Regions from separate parts of the Homo sapiens genome. Here region 1 is linked to region 2. Evidence: chromatin loops called from intact Hi-C (ENCODE). Cell type or tissue: heart right ventricle. All regions are shown on one strand. Region 1 overlaps MAML2 (mastermind like transcriptional coactivator 2). Region 2 overlaps MAML2 (mastermind like transcriptional coactivator 2).

Region 1 (2,500 bases), 130 kb after region 2:
GAGGTTATTCTTGCATTGTTCTTGAAACTTAAGGCTATTGAAAGGATTCAGACATTATATATTCCTTGCTGTATAATACCCATGAAAGTCAACATTATCCCACCAAACAGAAGTTGTCCTTTCACCTTCATTCAACAAATATTACCCACTGTCTTCAAGGCATTGTACTAGAAGGTATGCAGGATACAAAGCTTTCATCTGAGGACACAGCACATCTTTGATTTTAGATGATCAATATTCTCTCCCTTTCTCCAAAGGACATTTATGGCCACTTATGGCATACGAATTAACTATTAAAGTTATACATTCAACACACCTAAGTCACATAAATCTGGTTATGGACACAGTAGCAATAAAATTAAGAAAAAATTCTGACACTCACCCTGAACAAAGGCCCTTTTAAAATTAATAGCATATCTGAAAAATAAGAGGAGCCCGAGTAAAGTGAGACCTGCCAATGTAATGGGCTTGGTGAATCACTTCAAAATGCCCAGGCCTCCCTTTGGACACAATGTTATCAGGTTAATACAGCACTTGCATCACCATCTCTGAGTACCGTGCTGAGTAACAACGGGCCAAATTTAGCAGCTAAAATGGAGAGGGAATTTCCAACAACCCGTGCAATGCCACATATTCTCAGTGAAAAGCAACTACTAGAAATATACTATCCCTTACCCTCCTAACTTAAACTGTGCCTCTCTGCATCATCACTACACCTGGAGAGGGAGCTCCTCTAAGGGAATGTCTCAGGAGATGGCTGGTGGTTAGAAGAGAGAAAGATTCCCTCTTAGGCCAGAGGTAGCACAGCAGCCAGCTATGGCTTCTGCAGCAGTAAGCTTTCAGTCGGGAAGGGCCAGACACCGCTCCCTCACTTCCCTCCCAGCATGGGTATTGCTACTGTAAAGTTACCACGACCACTAAAGTTGGTTTCATTTCCCATCATGAAACACCCTAGAAAAAAAAGGCTGTCTCAGCTTACTGCCAAGTTGGACAAAAGCAGAAGCTCAAAGAACAAGGCCAGAGGCAAACATGCCACCTTTCCTTCAGAGGCTGGGCTGTGAAGGCCACAAGGGAAGCCCACTGTGGCTCTTCACGGCCCCGCTCCGGCCTTGACACCCCGGGCAGAGATCAGTCTTCTCCACTCAGGGTTGGGCCGGGTGCCTCACTTGCGGTTCCATCCCCAGAAACACTTACCAGGAGACTGTGAAGCACACAAAGCCGCATTATTGGGAGACTTGCAGACAGATTATAAATTTACTGGGGACAATCAAGGCATTTAGATACTTTTGGCTACAGATGCTGGTGACACACACATACATACAAACCTCATTCTTCTCTCCATTTGAGCGATTCTTTACCCCCCTCCTTTACCCTAACATCTCTTTTTTCACAAAACAACCTCCCACTGCTTTCCTAGGGAATTCCAGGGAGAAGCGGGAATAGAGCAGGTGGTAGAAAAAGGATATTAGGCTTCGAAGCTCTAATACAACCCCACAAGCTAGTGCTGCTATTCAAGGGTAAAACTGTAAACCCTGTGCAGTTTAACTGTTGGTAGTTATTTTTCATCTGGAGCTGGCCTCAAGGAGTCCCATTCCTAGGTAGCCCAAGTAAATGTGCTTATGGCTGGGGAGAAAAGCACCATCCTACTCCCCAGAGATTCCCAGGGTCTTCGTCACCATGGACCCAGGCCAGGGATTAAGGGAAGCCAGAAAGAGCCATCCTGAGCGTCTGGCCAGAGGATGTCCTCTCCCGAGAGCTCAATATCAAGCTCCTTTGGAGGAGCAGTTAGACACAATAGCACCATCTCCTTTGGGCTTTTTGAGTACTTTGGGGCTTGCATGGCCATTTCCTGTCGCTTTTGCTAGGGCTGACCTGGGTAAACTGGAGCAGACATAGAATCCAGAAGTCCCATGGAGCTCCAAAAGGGAGGAAGCCTGCAGGGCCACAGGGCAGGGTTCTACCTTCCACCAGAGGCCACTGGTCCAGCAGCTTTGGGGGGAAGCCTGCAAACAGCAGGCAGTCACCTGACCAGGACTGGCACTGAGAATCAATGATCCAAGGGATACTCCTCTGGGATGGTGTGTGTCTGTGCCTCTGGGGAAGAACTTCCAGCCAGAAACTTAATCAGAACTTTTGGGTTTGATATCCTATCACCAGGAGTGGCTGAAGACAAGGTATTTCCTAGGATGATGATCTGTGTAAATAGCTGCTTCGTGCCTGTCTGCTTAACGAATGCTCTAAGGGAGCATTACTGGATTGGACTGGAGTGCTTGGGAAAATAATCGAGATGTGGCTCAGGAGTGAGAGAGTCTAGAGGGAATCAGAGAGTAGGCCTCTTAAGAAACAGTGCCTCCCTAGTCTCTCTTTGGGATATTTTCCCCAAATTTTGTTTTTGACTGAGGGGACATTCGGGGAATTTGCTATTTGTTACAGCTTACCATTTATGTTCTCTTAAGCGAAGAAGAAGGGGGTCACTTCAAAAGGGAGAGGGGAAATGGGG
Region 2 (2,500 bases):
GGGAGGCCGAGGCGGGCAGATCACGAAGTCAGGAGTTTGAGACCAGCCTGACCAACATGGTAAAACCCTATCTCTACTAAAAATATAAAACAAAATTAGCCAGGCATGGTTGTGTACCTGTAATCCTAGCCACTCAGGAGCCTGAGGCAGGAGAATCGCTTGAACCCAGGAGGCGGAGGTTGCAGTGAGCCGAGATTGTACGACTGCACTGCAGCCTGGGTGAAAGAGCGAGACTCCATCTCAAAAAAATAGAAATTGCCAGAATGGCTGCCAGTGAGTAAAGGTTCATCAGGAAACCCATTTCATTTTGTGCTTTTCAGACCTAAAGTAAAAGAGTACAGATGTTTTCTTCTTTTATTCTTGTCTGCAAAGTCCACACATAAAGTCAACTATGTGAGAAAATAAAAGCTGCTTTGGTTATGGATTTTGGAGCAGCCCTGCAACTCCATATTATTATTTATCAAATACTTTGGAAATTTCTGGAAAAATAGAGGTATGAAAAGGAGCACCGGGAAAACAAATGGTTTTAGAAGAATCTTTTAAAAATATCATGTTTGGTAAATAAAAAACAAAAGTTATATAGACCACGATGAAGTGTTACCAGCATAAAAAAGGGGCAGGGAAATATCATCGCCCAACCTCCTGCAAAAACGCAGTAAATTTAAACCATAACATTCTTTCAAGGTAACTTAAGGAAAGATGTTAAGTCTGCTTCCCTTTTTGTTTTCATACAAGAGATTTAGTCTGCCCTCTATAAAAGGACTTGTTTTCTTGTAACTGCACCAGTTAGACTTCTCTATTGTAATCTGGAAATCTATGGCTTTGGGGTCCTCCAAGCATAGCTTTTTGTTGTGTGCTCTTTCTGCTGGGCAACACTGTGCTGCAAAGGATGTCATTTTAATTATTCACTGGCCCATCTTTTAAGCCTCTTAAAGGTTATAGGGCAAATTCTGTCTAAACACTCAGTAAAAGTCAAGGTAAGGTACCATCTTAGATCCAATTCCCCAAATTAGTTGGTAAATTGTGGTCTCTTTAATGATATTGCTTCATCCTTCAATGAAGTTGATTATAAACAAATTGCAGCCAGCAGCCAAACTCAACACAGATTATGTGCAACTACATAACTGCCTGCCTGGGGCGGCCTCTTTTACCTATGCACATCTTAGGTGAGACTGTGTTCTGGCATGCAGGGCAATAAAACCCAGGCCCTCTGCTGCTCTGCCTGTGAGATAGTGTGGTTGCCTCAGGATATGCCAACACAGTCAAAAGAAAAACAGAGGTGAAATCCACTTTACCGTATGGAGTATAACTGCTGTCCCTTAAAAATTGTCCAGGCAGTATATGCATGGCTGTGAGTAAACCAGTGATGATTACAAAATACAACAGATATCACACCAACTAATCCAAGGGCTCTGCATCTTGCCATTATCGAATAAAGAAGGCACTTTCAAGGCTTTACTGTTTTTAAGATCTATATCCTGGCTTGTGTAAACATATACGGTCATCACTAAATAGATGCCTCTCTGTTACAGAGCCAACAAAGAACTTTTTTTTAAGCCCTCACTTCCTCTCCAGGAAATGGTGTATATTCAGAGAGGAAGCTGTCTTCCTGTTTTCTCCATACTAACACACTTGCTGGGTTTTTTTCTAAGCTCCCAAACTCAGAGTCTCCATCATATGGAACAAACTCTTCTTAGCAACAGGCCACATTTTTTGCTGCAGTGATTTTAAAAAAGATTTATTTTCTGTAAGTCATAAAAAGTATTATTAGTCTAATTTTTCATCTACTGTATTCTCAAGTACTATGTCCCCTCCCAAACTCTATCTTATTCAGCCTATAATAAGGGCATTAGACTCCTCCAATGGGGTTATTCTGTCAAAATTCTTAGCAAAATACATCACCTCCTAGCTTCCCAATTACAAAAGCAACTTGACAGGGCACCTGCTTTTTATTATTTCAGTGTTGTGAGATACAAACCCAGTGTGCCTGGCACCCAAGAATGAAATATAATTCAAGAACGTTTTGTACATTCTGCTCTAATGTTTTAGCATTTCAGCATTGATTTCTGGGACTATTAAAAAAGAACCATTTGGAAACAAACAGAAGTATTTTTCTTTAGTTGTTACAGTCACTTGAGGAACTCTTGTTTCATTTATTTCATGTAGAGATACTTGAAGTAATAAAGTTCAGGTAAACCTGAGAATTAAGGCAGGGCTAACCCTGGATGATATATTAAATGAGATGAATTTTGAGTTTGTTAACTTACTAGTTTATTAATTCTGGTAATATGACAAAATAAAGTTCTTTAACACCCCCCAAAGATAACACTAGTTCACCAGCAATGGATCCAAACCAAGACAAAATCTCTGAATTGCCAGAAAAAGAACTCAGAAGGTCAATTATTAAGCTAATCAAGGAGGCACCAGGGAAAGGTGAAGTCCAACTTAAAGAAATTAAAAAAAAATCATACAGGATATGAATGGAAAAATCTTCAGTGAA

What was found. Peaks named below come from ENCODE experiments on the same cell type or tissue, not always from the same donor. Only the 100,000 strongest peaks of a DNase experiment are listed, where the experiment ranks them.
Region 1: it touches region 2 in a loop (3-fold over the local background); 22 of 110 quality-filtered maps call a loop at or near these places.

What each region holds. Positions count from the first base shown.
Region 1 is chr11:96,338,443-96,340,942 of GRCh38, forward strand. All of the region lies in intron 1 of MAML2 (mastermind like transcriptional coactivator 2), which reads right to left. Among named protein-coding and RNA genes, the nearest start is that of MIR1260B, 1.7 kb to the right of the region's middle. RefSeq lists a silencer at 823-1,117. In heart right ventricle, no CTCF peak of the experiment used is centred here; DNase peaks (open chromatin) are centred at 873, 995, 1,767 and 1,932; H3K4me3 peaks cover 2,500 bases; H3K27ac peaks cover 2,500 bases.
Region 2 is chr11:96,206,356-96,208,855 of GRCh38, forward strand. The region is part of intron 1 of MAML2 (mastermind like transcriptional coactivator 2); the gene reads right to left. Among named protein-coding and RNA genes, the nearest start is that of MIR1260B, 130 kb to the right of the region's middle. In heart right ventricle, no CTCF peak of the experiment used is centred here; no DNase peak of the experiment used is centred here; H3K27ac peaks cover 1,986 bases.